Linked DNA regions of Homo sapiens: region 2 is linked to region 1. A link is an interaction called in ENCODE POLR2A ChIA-PET data of the cell type or tissue named here. Cell type or tissue: Panc1. All regions are shown on one strand. Each heading gives the region's core, and the rest is flanking DNA. Links, peaks and the distances in the headings are about the cores only.

The links. ChIA-PET counts read pairs that join two places held together with the same protein. Peaks named below come from ENCODE experiments on the same cell type or tissue, not always from the same donor. Only the 100,000 strongest peaks of a DNase experiment are listed, where the experiment ranks them.
Region 2: POLR2A ChIA-PET joins it to region 1 with 5 read pairs; 3 of 35 experiments call an interaction of 5 or more read pairs at or near these places.

The regions. Positions count from the first base shown.
Region 1 is chr5:69,529,575-69,537,041 of GRCh38, forward strand. OCLN (occludin) reads left to right here. Exons shown (of 9, transcript NM_001205254.2): 5 at 5,120-5,265. It also overlaps the pseudogene RNU6-724P. Among named protein-coding and RNA genes, the nearest start is that of SNORD13B-1, 6.0 kb to the right of the region's middle. In Panc1, for the core only: no CTCF peak of the experiment used is centred there; no DNase peak of the experiment used is centred there.
Region 2 is chr5:69,411,954-69,419,420 of GRCh38, forward strand. It overlaps RAD17 (RAD17 checkpoint clamp loader component), which reads left to right. Exons shown (of 19, transcript NM_133338.3): 19 at 2,078-2,848. The coding sequence ends at 2,339. MARVELD2 (MARVEL domain containing 2) reads left to right here and starts at 3,163. Exons shown (of 7, transcript NM_001038603.3): 1 at 3,163-3,217; 2 at 7,418-7,467. The coding sequence starts at 7,433. RefSeq lists enhancers at 2,940-3,823, 3,824-4,706. In Panc1, for the core only: CTCF peaks have their summits at 3,051 (motif pointing right) and 3,253; a DNase peak (open chromatin) is centred at 3,118; H3K4me3 peaks cover 1,338 bases; H3K27ac peaks cover 1,431 bases.

The DNA of each region.
Region 1 (7,467 bases), core at 1,096-6,095:
AATGTAATTTCAAGAGTAAGTCTGAGTTACTTTGTTGTTTTTTTCTTTTTTTTGAGATGGAATCTGTCACCCAGGCTGGAGTACAGTGGTGCAATCTCGGCACACTGCAACCTCCATCTCCCGGGTTCAAGTGATTCTTCTGCCTCAGCCACCAAGTAGCTGGGATTACGGGCGTGCGTCACCATGCCTGGCTAATTTTTGTATTTTTAGTAGAGATGGGGTTTCACCTTGTTTGCCAGGCTGGTCTCGAACTCCCGACTTCAGGTGATCCCTCCTGCCTCAGCCTCCCAAAGTGCTGGGATTACAGGCATGAGCTACCGCACCTGGCCTAGAGAAATCTTTGATTTGTGTTTTCATCCTGCTTTCTTCTGTCCTTAATTTCTTAGAGATATCCTCAAGTTACTTAAGGGAAAATTGTTACAAAGACACTTTGCTGTTTAGAATTATGCCTAGCTGGTTTTCTCAAGTACTCATTCTTTAAAAGTGAGATGTAGTGGTGTGACCCTGTAGTCCCAGCTACTCGGGAGGCTAGGGTAGGAGGATTGCATGAGTCCAGGAGTTCAAGTCCAGCTTGGGCAACATAGCAAGGCCTCATCTCTTAAGAAAAAAAAATCTTACTGTGAAAATTAAAATATTTTTCTTTTCCTTTTTAAGAGAACTTTAACTACATCATTGAGTTTTATGAGCTGACTGGGGCATTCTGTCAGTAATAACAGTGAAATTCAGAAGTCATTTCTCTCATAATAGGAAATACAGGTTGGGGACTCCTTGTAGAAATGAGCACCTGTTCACTTTGTATTGCCCCCTCCAACCCCCTTCTACTTTCCTACTGTCCTTCAAAAGCCGCAGATACTGGGTTTATACTTACTTGGCATTGGTACCATTAAGTGGGTTAGAGGAAAAAATATTTTAGCCTTTTTTCAGGAAAATTGCAGTGTAAAGAGGAAAAAAAATGATCGTACTCCTTGTTTTTCAAATATATTTTGCCTTTGCCTCTAGACTGTTGGAGTCTGGCATCAGCTGGCTCAGGATTTAAAAAAAAAAATGGAATGTTTCATGAATTTGGGTGCTGTTCTTGCCCAAAGGCCATGCTAATCTTTCCTGTATTGTTCAACTTTATATATGTGCTGCTGAAGGGAGCACTGCCTTGGAATTTATTATGCATGTGTATAGAAAAGGTTTAATCAGAGATCTTTGCTGAAGGGTGGAGTCAGTGGTCAAGCTAGTCCAGTTCTGCTGATGCTAAGAGAGAAAGGTCAGCTCAGTGTGCCTCATTGATAAAATACTTGGGTATACAGTGTAGAAATAGAACAGTTATCAATGAGGTAAACTTTATGCAGCAAACTTGGGGCTCCCGATTTGTGCCAGACACTGTGTGGTCCTTTGGAGACTCGAAGAGGAAAGCAGGAAACTGCCCGCCCTTGCATTTTCTACATCTAGGTTCTTGGGAAAGTTGTCTAACTGCCTGAGCCACAGCTTCCTCATTTCTGGAAAAGGAACGATATTTGCCTGTAAATCCATGCCTACAAAATGATCTGTCACTTCAATATTTGGCTAATTGTAAGCAGTCAGATAGTGGTGGCTTAAGCCCAGTCCGCTGCCTACTGAAGTGAGATAGGTGAGCAAGCCATTGTTCGGCAGTGCATAAGCGATTTGGTGGGAGGTTTGTATGCACAGGTGTAGGGAGATAGCACAGGTTGGTGCCTCATCCAGGAGGGGCTTGTATGAGGAGGAGGTGGTGGCACATGAGCCAAGAATTGAAACCCAATTAAGGAATAGCTGGCAAAAGGGGAAGGGCATTTTAGCCAGTAAGAAATCTCTGAAAAGATACACAGACTCTGCTAAAGCTCACGCTGTGAGGAGGAGGTGGGACCTAGAGAAGTATAAAATGGGTTTTTAAGCAAAGGAAGGATTTTTAAATTCTGATAAGGTATTGGATTAAGAATAGGCTTTGGTTTGGTGAAGCATTTGCCTGTGAAGCTTGGCAACTTCTGTTGTAAACTTTTGTTGTAAGGAATTCTGTGGGAACCAAGAGTGCTTCCCTCCCTTCCCTCCTGTGGTGGGGTCTGAGCACACTCCGTGGCAACCCACCCACTGGTTTCGCAGTTGCTGCCAAATTCCACTTTCAGAGGGAAATGATTCTATTCCTTTCTGTCTCTGAATGTTAAACAATCAAGAATACCCCTATGTACTTTGAGGGGTAGGTAAATATCTTTCTGTATGTGATACTGCCTGGATACGTCAGGAGAGTGCATCTCATGTTTTAATGTAATGCTACTAAGAATGGGAAACTTAAGATGTAAGGAATATGTATTGCAGAAGATACACTGCATTGAAGCTGAACCTAATTGTAAGGCTTTATAATAGCAAAATAATCCAAATAAAGGTCTTCTGCCACCTCCAAATTCTTGTAAAAATTATTTGATCAGATCAAGTGGCCTTAATTCCAAAATCCAGCATCTTTTGAATTTTTACTGTGTTTAAAGGCACTGTAGTAAATGTGATACCTTGTCACCTCATTTAATCATCAAAATAACTTTATGTACTAGGTAGTTTTCTCCTTTTTTTTTTCTTTTTTTCTTTTTCAGATGAAAACTAAGGCTTTATAGAATTTGTGGTTGGCAGACCTGGGGTGAGCCCAGATAATCTGATGCTATTGGTTGTGTTTGTATGTATTTGAGACAGGGTCTCATTCTGACACCCAGGCTGGAGTGCAGTGGCACAATCAGAGCTCACTGCAGCCTCCACCTCTCAGTCTCAAGAGGTCTTCCCATCTCAGCCTCCCGAGTAGCTGGCACTACAAGCACACGTACCAAACCCTAAAATGCCATTGATCCTATCACAAAGCTAGAGCGGTTCTACCCTTTTGAATAGCAGCTCTTTTTCACAGAAATATCTGTAGATTTATTTTGATTTTTTTCCCACACTTTATTTCTATTCCTTTGCCTTAAAACAACTAAATGATTCATCTAGGATTAGCACTTGTTTGAGGTCTTTGGTTTTTTTCCAATTTTTTTTCTCAATTACAGAGTGATATGTAATAATTTAAAGGCTATTAGGTAAAATGTCAAGAGTGTTGGAGCTGTTACATAAAACATAAAATCTAACAGTGGCCGGGCGTGGTGGCTCACGCCTGTAATCCCAGCACTTTGGGAGGCCGAGGTGGGTGGATCATTTAAGGTCAGGAGTTCGAGACCAGCTTGGCCAACATGGTTAGACCCCATCTCTACTAAAAATACAAAAATTAGCCGGGCATGTTGGTGGGTGCCCGTAATCCCAGCTACTCGGGAGGCTGAGGCAGGAGAATCACTTGAACCCAGGAGGCGGAGGTTACAGTGAGCCGAGATCGCACCACTGCACTCCAGCCTGGGTGACAGGGTGAGACTCTGTCTCAAAAAAAATATATATATATATGTATGCATGTATGTGTGTGTGTGTGTGTGTGTGTGTATACACACACACATGTATATATACACATATATACATATATATATACACACACATATATATATATACACACACACACACACACACATATATATATACACACACACACACACATATATATACATACAGTGTTGGGAGTCTAGTTGGCTGTGCTTTTTATGTTTAAATTTTTTATCCCAAAGGTTCTGTGGTAAGCCTTCCATGTTAATATTGACCTAGGGGAAGAAGCTGAGGCAAAATTAATATAGAAAATTTATTTGGGCCAAGGTTGAGAACAGCTGCCTGGGACATGCTTCCAAGCTGCCTTGGGGAGTGCGCCATGCAACCTTTTTTATAAGCAAGTTTTTAAAGGCAAAAACGGGGCACAAGGAGTGGATAGAAACAAAGTTGTTCATCAGGAATTCTCACTGGTTTACAGAAATAACGTTGTTACATCGTCGAGCTATAGCAGGGTTATGGTGCCCAGTGTGTAGCATTGTTAGATTACGCGGTTTCTGGAGATAACTACATAGCTCAAGGGGGAAGTAGGACTTGATTGCTGTTTCATTTTAATGCCTCTCCGGGCCTGATAGCTTTTAAGAAAGGGCTTACATTCCTCAGATAAGAAGAACCTGTATATGTATTTCACATTAAGGCATAATTTCTTTTTTTTTGACACAGTCTCGCTGTTGGCCAGGCTAGAGTGCAATGGCACTATCTCTGCTCACTGCAACCTCCGCCTCTCTGGTTCAAGTGATTCTCTTGCCTCAGCCTCCCGAGTAGCTGGGACTACAGGTGCATGCCACCACGCCCAGCTAATTTTTTTTGTGTGTGTATTTTTAGTAGAAACGGGGTTTCGCTGTGTCAGCCAGGATGGTCTCGATCTCCTGACCTCATGATCCACCCGCCTCAGCCTCCCCAAGTGCTGGGATTACAGGCGTGAGCCACCGCGCCCGGCCTATTAAGGCATAATTTCTAATGCATGTTACTTTTGTAGGATGAATTCACTTACACATCAGAATGAAATAAGGAAAGTGAAAAGGGAAGGCACTGATGTTGTGTGATATATTGTGTAGGTTATTAGTAATAGAGCCATAGAGAACGTACATTAAGGGAGAATAAACAAATCTCTTATTAAAAGAGTAGAAGTCAGCTTGAACTTCTTAATTTCTTCTGTGGTTTTAACATTCCACGTTGAGAGGTGAATGGATTAAGAACTACCAGTGTGCTTTGTTCTAGATTAGTGCTTTTCCAAGTGTGGTGCACAGACAGCAACATAGCATTACCTGAGAGCTTGTTAGAAATGAAAATTCTCCTAACCGAGACCTGGCTTAGGTTAAATGAGAGTGGTCTTTCTAATGTGGGCGTGAGATAATGAGACCAGTCTTCCTAATATGGAGGTGGAAAATTGCCATAGATAATTATGAAACCTAATCACATTAGGATGAGAACTAGGTGATCAGATTTTTCTTCTTGGTAATATACTTGTTTAAACTAGCAGTAGCACTGTTTATATGTCTATTACAATGTGGATTTAACTATTAACCTGTAATGATTGCCTTTTTATTATTAGTGTTAATAGTATTTAATGGGCCACATAAATATTAGATAATGTATATAAGATAATTTTCTTCAGTGTCTTCCCCCTTTTCATTACAAGATAAATAATAACTATCTCTTGGGGTTTTTTAAGGTTAAAAATGTGTCTGCAGGCACACAGGACGTGCCTTCACCCCCATCTGACTATGTGGAAAGAGTTGACAGTCCCATGGCATACTCTTCCAATGGCAAAGTGAATGACAAGCGGTTTTATCCAGAGTCTTCCTATAAATCCACGCCGTAAGTAGCATCTCTCTTAGTTTGATAGACTGAGTGTAAAAATGAGTATTTGCATATAATTGGTTTTTGTGCCTTTCTGCTTAAAAAAAATATCCAGCAGTGCACACAAAAGCTGGATCTGGATCTTGGTATTACAACAATCTTTGCTTTGTTGGTACAGAGGCCTACGGCTACTTGGAAGACCAGGATGAGGAGGGTGGGGTTCTATTTCCCTTCTAAGTTGAAAATGCTTCTTTTCACTTACTTGTTTAATTGAAAGGTTGGGTTGGGTTCTTTCACTCTAGGAATGTGGTTCTGCTATTTCTGGTTTTGAAGTTTAGGTGAGGGTGAGAGGAAGTTACTGAGCAGAGGTCAGTGCTGTGCTCAGCCTCTCCTTTTGCCTATAATTGTTGGATCTCATAAACAGAAGGGAGGACATTTCACATTAATCAACCCTGCCCACATACATTTCTGTTAAACTAGAAGACTTCATTTGAATCCAGGAATTGTGGTATTTCATTTGCTGTGCTAGGTCCTCAGTATTGCTGGGAGATGTGAAACCTCAGTGAACGTCTGGCCTAGGGTAGGTGTCATATGATAATTGAAATGGTATCTCTGTGGTGGAAACACTTACCCTAAAGCTCAATTCTAATTCCACCTAATGACTAGTGAGAGAAGACTATTGGAGATAATTGGTATGGACGGGGATGTAATTTTTGCCTAAGGATGATGAAGTCGTTATTTTTACATATATAGTCATGCATTGTTTAACGATGGGAATACTGAGAAGTGTGTCTTTAGGCAATTTCATCCTTGAGTGAACATCACAGTGTACTTAACACAAACCTAGATGGATAGCCTGCTACGAGCCTAGGCTATGTGGTATAGCTTCTTGCTTTTACGCTACAAATGCAGACAGCATGTTAATATACCAAATACTCTAGGCAGCGGTAATACAGTGGTATTTGTATATCTAAACACAAAAAAGGTACAGTAAATATAAAAGATAAAAAATGGTACATCTTGGCGGGGGCGGTGGCTCACGCCTATAATCCCAGCACTTTGGGAGGCCGAGGCAGGTGGATCACCTGAGGTCAGGAGTTCAAGACCGGCCTGACCAACATGGAGAAACCCCATCTCTACTAAAAATAGCCAGGCGTGGTGGCGCATGCCTGTAATCCCAGCTACTTGGGAAGGCTGAGGCAGGAGAGTCGGTTTAACCCGGGAGGCGGAGGTTGTTGTAAGTGGAGATTGTGCCATTGCACTCCAGCCTGGGCAACAAGAGCGAAGCTCCATCTAAATAAATAAATAAATAAATAAATAAATGGTACATCTTGTAAGGCACTTACCATGAATGAAGCTTGTAGGACTGGAAGTTGCTCTGGGTGAGTCAGGGAGTAAGTGGTGAGTGAATGTGAAGGCCTAGGACATTACTGTACACTTTATAAACACTATACTTAGGCTACACTAAATTTACTAAACATTTTTCTTTCTTCTATAATAAATCTTAGCTTTCTATAACTTTAATTTTTTTGACTCTTTTGTAATAACACTTAAAACACAATCACATGGCTGGGTGCAGTGGCTCACGCCTGTAATCCCCACACTTTGGGAGGCCCAGGTGGACGGATCACCTGAGGTCAGGAGTTCGAGACCAGCCTGGCCAAAATGGCAAAACCCTGTCTCTACTAAAAATACAAAAATTAGCCAGGCATGGTGGCTCACACCTGTAATCTCAGCTACTCGGAAAGCTGAGGCAGGAGAATCACTTGAACCTGGGAGGCGGCGGTTACAGTGAGCTGAGATCACACCAGTGCACTCCAGCCTGCGTGACAAAGTGAAACTCTGTCTCAAAAAAAAAAACAAAAGGCCGGACGCGGTGGCTCACCCCTGTAATCCCAGCACTTTGGGAGGCTGAGGCAGGTGGATCACGAGGTCAGGAAATTGAGACCATCCTGGCTAACAGGGTGAAACCCCGTGTCTACTAAAAGTACGAAAAATTAGCCGGGCATGGTGGCGGGTGCCTGTAGTCCCAGCTACTCGGGAGGCTGAGGCAGGAGAATGGCGTGAACCCGGGAGGTGGAGCTCCCAGTGAGCCGAGATCGCGCCACTGCACTCTAGCCTGGGCGACAAAGTGAGACTCCGTCTCAAAAACAAACAAACAAAAGAACAACAACAAAAAACACAATCACAAACCCTGGCACAGTGGTGCACACCAGCAGT
Region 2 (7,467 bases), core at 797-5,796, 120 kb before region 1:
TTTTCTTTTCTTTTTTTTTTGTAGACGGAGTCTAGCTTTATCGCCCAGGCTGGAGTGCAGTAGCACGATCTCGGCTCACTGCAAGCTCCACCTTCTGGGCTCACACCATTCTCCTGCCTCAGCCTGCCGAGTAGCTGGGACTACAGGCGCCCGCCACCACGCCCAGCTAATTTTTTGTATTTTTAGTAGAGACAGGGTTTCACTGTGTTAGCCAGGATGGTCTTGATCTCCTGACCTCGTGATCCGCCCACTTCGGCCTCCCAAAGTGCTGGGATTACAGGCGTGAGCCACCACGCCTGGCCACGAGAGGCAGTATTTTCAGTGCTATATATTACAATGACTGGTACTATCTTTTATTTATGTTGACCATATTTAAAACCATTGTTCATATGTTTAGTATTTAGTATTAAATATTAATACTTAATATTTAATAGGTGTTTAATTTCCTGTAATTCAACCTACACGTTATTTTTGCCCATTTAGCTTTTTTTCAGCTTTTACTATCCCAGCCTTATAGATAAGTCATCATGCACTTCAAATACTATTTACTTAGGGTGAATTCCTACAAATGAAATTGCTGGATCAATAGGTATATACCTTTTGGGGCTTTTCCTCTTTATTGCCAAATTGTTGGCAAGAATATTTTGCCAGTTTTGTATCCACTTACAGTGTATCAGTATGTTCTTTTCTCCTAACCCTTGCCACCACTGGGTTTTAAAAGTATCTTTGCCAGTTTAGAAGATGACAGTAATAGGCCAGGCGCAGTGGCTCATGCTTGTAATCCCAGCACTTTGGGAGGCTGAGGTGGGTGGATCATCTAAGGTCAGGAGTTCGAGACCAGCCTGGCCAACATGGTGAAACCCTATCTCTGCTAAAAATACAAAAACTAGCTGGGTGTGGTGGTGCCCGCGTGTAATCCCTGCTACTCCAGAGGCTGAGACAGGAGAATCGCTTGAACCTGAAGTGGAGGTTGCAGTGAGCCAAGATCGTGCTACTGCCCTGTAGCCTGGGTGACAGAGCAAGACTGTCTCAAAAAAAAAAAAAGATGACAGTAGTAGCTCATTATGTTAATTTTCATTTTTAAAATTACAAATTAGATTTAACAATTTAGGAACCATTTGTATTTGTTTTATAAGTTGTCCATGTTTGTGCCCATTTTTCTATTTCATTTTTTCCTTTTTAATTTGTAAAAATTCTTTACTGAAGGCTGGGTGTGGTGGCTCACACTTGTAATCCCCGCACTTTGGGAGGCGGAGGCAGATGGATCACCTGAGTTCGGGAGTTCAAGATTACCCTGGCCAACATGGTGAAACCCCATCTCTACTAAAAATACAAATTAGTTGGGCATGATGGCATGTGCCTGTAATCCCAGCTACTTGGGAGGCTGAGGCAGGAGAATCGCTTGAACCTGGGAGGCAGAGGTTGCAGTAAACTGAGATTGCACCACTGCACTCCTGCCTGGGCGATAGAGAAAGACAGTCTCAATGAAAAAAAAGAAAAAAGAAAAATTCTTTACTGAAGACATTATTTCTTTTTATTTTTAGGTGTTTTTGTTGTTGTGGTTTGGTTTGGTTTTTTTGTTTGTTTGTTTTTTGTTTGGAGACAGAGTCTTGCTCTGTCGTACAGGCTGGAGTTCAGTGGCACGAGCTTGGCTCACTGCAGCTTCTGCCTCCTGGGTTCAAACAATTCTCCTGCCTCAGCCTCCTGAGTAGCTGGGATTACAGATGCGTGCCACCACGCCTGGCTAATTTTTCTATTTTCAATAGAGATGGGTTTTTGCCATGTTGGCCAGGCTGGTCTTGAACTCCTGGCCTCAAGTGATCTGCCTGCCTTGGCCTCCCACAGTGCAGATAGTACAGGCATGAGCCATCGTGTTCAGCTCCTTTTTGTATTTTAAGTTGTAGGAACTTATTCAGTTTGTCATTTACCTTGTAGTTTTGTTTTTATAGTTAAAGGGACTAGCTAAACAGCACAATGTAGGTAAATGAAAGATGGCTTCATAATCATCACACTCATGGTGTAATTTAAAAATCTTCTCCTTTGGTTCTTATTAATGCCTGCACTGTGAATCTGACAGATTGAAAATGGAAGCCCTGACTGACAGGGAACATGGAATGATAGACCCTGACAGCGGAGATGAAGCCCAGCTTAATGGAGGACATTCTGCAGAGGAATCTCTGGGTGAACCCACTCAAGCCACTGTGCCGGAAACCTGGTCTCTTCCTTTGAGTCAGAATAGTGCCAGTGAACTGCCTGCTAGCCAGCCCCAGCCCTTTTCAGCCCAAGGAGACATGGAAGAAAACATAATAATAGAAGACTACGAGAGTGATGGGACATAGAAGCCAGCCTGCTAATCAGATTGCTACTTCACAGCTTCATTTTTGTTTCATTCAGTGGTACTTCAGCAGAGTTAATATGCTTTTCTGATGAATTACACAACAGTTTGTTAATTCTTCATTCTTGTAGTATTTCATCACAAGAAACCTACTCTTCTGTCATCTTGAAGTAAATAGAAGATCAAGCCTTCAAATCTCTTAATTTTTTCGGTATTTATTAAATCTGTGAGTGGTTTAAGGAGCGGTCAGTGTGTATAAAGTGTGTTTGAACATTATGCCAAATATCAAGATGTGAAGGACTAATTCAGGATGCAAAAACGTTATTGGGGGGTTGTAAATATCAACTATTCAACAGTTTAGGATGCAATTACGAGTGTAAACTGTGTGCCTTATTTACACTTTATTGTCTCCCGCTTCTCAGATAGTTTTGATGTGTTGTACAGTGGAATATCTTAGATACTTTTTGGAAAGTATTTACATAAGTTATATCACAATTAAAATGTTGAATTTAATTTTGTTTCTCCTGTCTTTTAACATTATCTAGCACGCACTCGCTGCCATGGGTCCTTAAGCACAGTGCACCAATCTCCCTCCCCCAGTGTCAAACTTTTCAAAAGATAGGGAAGAGGATGGCAACGTTGCGATGAGAACTGTAAACTCTTTCCAAAAGAGCCCAGTGTGTGGTCATTGCCGCGACGTGCCGGCTGGTGGCACCGAGCAGCCTGGGCCCAGAGCGGTTGTCGGGCCGACAGATCCGGGCGGGGCAAAGCCGGGCGGGGAAAGCTGGGCTCGTCCCGTCCCGGCCCCGCCCCCACCCCGGGAGCCCGATACCGGTTTCAGAGTCCTGGGCAGCGTGCGCGCTCTTCCTGGCGGCTGCGCAGGTAAGTGGGACCGGGGTGGGGCCACGTGACCGGGAGAGGAGGGCCCGGCGGCCCCCGGCCCAGGTGTGCTGCGACGGACGGCTGCCCGCGCTCGGCGCTCAGCCTGCCATAGCCCGCGGGGGAGGCCGGAGCCAGGGATCCGGGGAGGCCCGCGTCCCGCCAGGTTTCGCTCTGCGGACGCAGGTGCGGCCGAGCCGCCGTCCTTCCGGGCGCGGGGCGGGGCGCGCACCTCGGGGCGATCTCGGTGCTCCTTACCTGGGAGGTCTCCCGGCTTAGTTTCGGCCTCGTTGGGTCGGAATCTCCAAAGACAGTGGGTTTCAGCCAGAAACGCGAAGACGAACGCCTAGCCGGCGCGGGCAGAACCGAGGACACAATGAGATTTGTGGGACCGGGCGCCCAGAGGCTGGCGCGGGGGAGACCCCACAGCTAAAATGCTCGGTACCCCCGGGCAGTCGTGGGTTAGTTAGAACCGCAGAGCCTTTCCCGACCCCTCGGAAGCGCAGAAGTATCCGAAATCTACCCGTTTCTTGGGTCCAGCAAAACTTTTAAGCCAGGTAAACCGGTGGTTCTGTTTGTGTAAAGGTGACCAGGCATGATTCCTGTGACACTTTGCTGGGGCAGCCATTTCTCCTGCCATTGCCGCGGCTTTCCAAGATGAGTGTCCAAGAGTGGAGTAAGGGTCCGGGGCCTGAGCAGGACAAAGACACACGCTGCCGCGACCTGCGGGACCAGAACGAACTCTCAGTGACATCTTGAAAGACATTAGGGGTATCCAGATATTTAAGATGTAATGAAATACAGCTAACCATTCCCTTCTAAAAATCACATTATCTTGCTTTTCCACAACTCTTTAATAATTGCTTGTTTTTTCTTTAAAAATGGATAGGGTGGTTTGATTCAAATAAGCCACTTCACAGGTGAAGAGTTAAATCCATTACAGTGAATCGTATTTTTACCAGTGAGTTGAATTAAGCATAGCGTATCCTGTAAATGCTGTGTAAAACTTGCTAAAATCATTTGTTGTGCTTTTGCTTCTACATTTCTTAGGAATGTGTTTCAAAAACTAGAGTCGTAATAGCATTTCTAGAACTTACACTTTTTTAGAGAAAGAAAGAGAAAGGTACAAAAATAACTGATTGTTATAATATACAGAGCCGCTTTGCATTGGGCACCCTGCTGGGGCCATCACAGTTAATCCTCTAAGGTCGGAGTGCCCTATTAGAAGACCCTGGGTTTCCACCGCATTCCCTTGTCTCCAGTCTGTACATACCCTGTGTGCCTTGCTTGCCCTCTTAACGTCTCTACCTGGATTTTTAACGCATCTGAAACACTCTTCAGTCTGCTGCTCCCCAAGGCTAAGCTGGAGGGGTGGAGAATGAGGTATAGATAGATAAAATGATCAGATGTCTGGGGTTTACTTCAGAGGACTCTATTGGCAGAGGAAATAGTATGGGGAGTATAAATGAAACAAGTTTGGCCATAAATCGATAAGTGTAGAAGCTGGATGTGGGTACACAAGGGTTCATAATGCTATTCTTTCTACTTTTTATTATGTTTGAAAAATTCTATAATAAAAATTTTAAATACCTGTCTAGCATTTGACCTCTTCTCAAGATCTCAGTGATCCATTGGATTATTTCAATGGCCTAGCCAGTCTTCCTGTTTTACCTCTTGCCTTCTGGAGTGTACTCTCAACACAGCATCCATAGTGATACTGTTAAAACAAGTCAAGTCATGTCACTCCTCTATTCAGAATCCTCCAGTGGCTTCTCATCTCACTCCTAGCAAAAGACAAAGTCCTTTCTTTCCAGTGGTTTTCAAGGCCCTACATGATTCAGATGGCCTCAGTTCTACTATTCACCTTCTTACCCACTTTGCTGCTGCCACAGTAGCTTCCATGCCTAAATATTTCTTGAACATACCAGGCACTCCTGCTTCAGGGCATTTGCGCTAGCTATTCCATCTGCCTGAACACTTGTCCCTGATAATGGCCTGGCTTCCTCCTTCACCTTCAGTTCTATACTCAGATATCCCTTTCTCTGTGAAGATTTCCCTGCCCACTCGGTTTAAGATGGTAACATCCTGTCCCCATTGCAGTCTTTACCCCCTTTCTCAACTTTGTTCTTTAGCATACTGTATATTTCATTTATCTATCATCTGTCAATCTGCCCGGCACTCCCCCGGTTAAAGCATCATGAAGGCAAGGATTTCAGTCTGGTTTGTCCACCAGTATACTTTCAGCATGCCTGGTGCAAGGCAGGTTAAATGAAGGGTCTTCGTTTTCCAAAGTAAAATAAAATAAAGCCTTAGGAATTTCCAAATTGTTCAACAGTATAAAGATGGGGTTATCAGACCAGGTGCAGTGGCTAACGCTTGTAATCCCAGCACTTTGGGTGGCCAAGGCAGGAGGATCGCTTGAGCCCAGGAGTTCAAGACCAGCCTAGGCAACATAGTGATACTTAATGTCTACTAAAAATTTTAAAGAATTAGCGGCCGAGCGTGGTGGCTCACACCTGTAATCCCAGCACTTTGGGAGGCCGAGGCGGGTGGATTATGAGGTCAGGAGATCAAGATCATCCCGGCTAACATGGTCCCCATCTCTACTAAAAATACAAAAAATTAGCCGGGCGTGGTGGCGAGCACCTGTAGTCCCAGCTACTTGGGAGGCTGAGGCAGGAGAATGGCATGAACCTGGGAGGCGGAGCTTGCAGTGAGCCGAGATGGCACCACTGCACTCCAGCCTGGGCAACAGATTGAGACTCTGTCTCAAAAAAAAAAAAAAAAAGAATTAGCTGGGTATGGTGGCATGCACCTGTAGTCCCAGCTACTCAGGAGGCTGAGGCAGCTGGAGTGCTTGAGCCAGGGAGATTGAGGCTGCAGTGAGCTATGATTGTGCTCCTATGCTCTGGCCTGGGAAACAGAGTGAGACCCTGTCTTAAAAATATTAAATAAATAAAACAATAACAAAAAAGATGGGGTTATCCATTTTAATTTTGAGACCTTCATAGTATCAAGTACAATACCATGTGCCCAGTTTAAGTCTTCAATAATGAGTCTTGGCAGGGTGTGAATGAAAAAATTTTTTTAAGTCTTCAAACAAAATACTTATAAACAATTCGAGAGAGAAATTCAGCATACCTTAAAACTAGTAGTTAATTCACAAATGGTTTCCTTCTTTCTGTATATGGGTGCAGAGCATTGATTTCATGAATCAACAGGCTTAGTAAAAGTGCATTTTCTATGCTTTATTTTTGAGGTGGATTGAATACCTTCTGAGATACTTGAGTCTCTCCTTGGGAACAGTAAATCACCTGAATTGCCCTCGAAAGAGTAATAGTAATGGTCATTGCTGCCATTCTCTATTGTGCCTTGGGGGAGCCTTAGCCTTTGGTGATGTTGTCTCTGAGATTCAACTTTTTTACATCTAGTTTCAATTGTTAATATTTTAGACTGGAAGAAGCAAGTCCTCTAAAATGACTTTGTTGATTTAGGAAGGGGAAGGGCTGTGCATACCCTGTGTTTTAACAGACTGCCTCTCCTAGGCTATTCCAAGTGAAAATGAAGAATATTTGCTGACCCATCAAATTTCGCTACACTCAAACTCTTAGTATTTTGATTTAGATGTTTGAGGAAATGACTCTACTTGGGAGTGTGTTCGCGTTCTGTTGTGTTAAAGTTTTGTCACTTTTGTTTTTTATTTTATTGTTTAATAGGGCTCACAGATAAATTAGATTTATAAATCATTTTTCATTTCTTTTTTTTTTTCTTTTTTTTAGAGACAGAGACTCACTGTGTCAGCCAGGCTGGAGTGCAGTGGCGCAATCTCGACTCACTGCAACCTCTGCCTCCCGGGTTCAAGCGGTCTATACCTCAGCCACCTGAGTAGCTGGGATCACAGGCGCATGCCACAACGCCTGGCTAGTTTTTGTATTTTTAGTAGAGATAGTGTTTCACCATGTTGGTCAGGCTGGTCTCAAACTCCTGACCTGAAATGATCCGTCTGTCTTGGCCTCCCAAAGTGCTGGGATTACAGGCATGAGCCACCGTGCCCGGTATCATATTTATCATTTTTGTATATCATAATAATTAGACATGATCCTGTTGGTCTCCTAAATACTTTTTGCTACTACATGAATAAAATCAGCATCATTGAGAGGATAAGTAACTAATCATAAGTGATAACTTTAAATTTGGCCACAGGTGTGAAAATCACAAATGTCAAATGATGGAAGATCCAGGAATCGGGACAG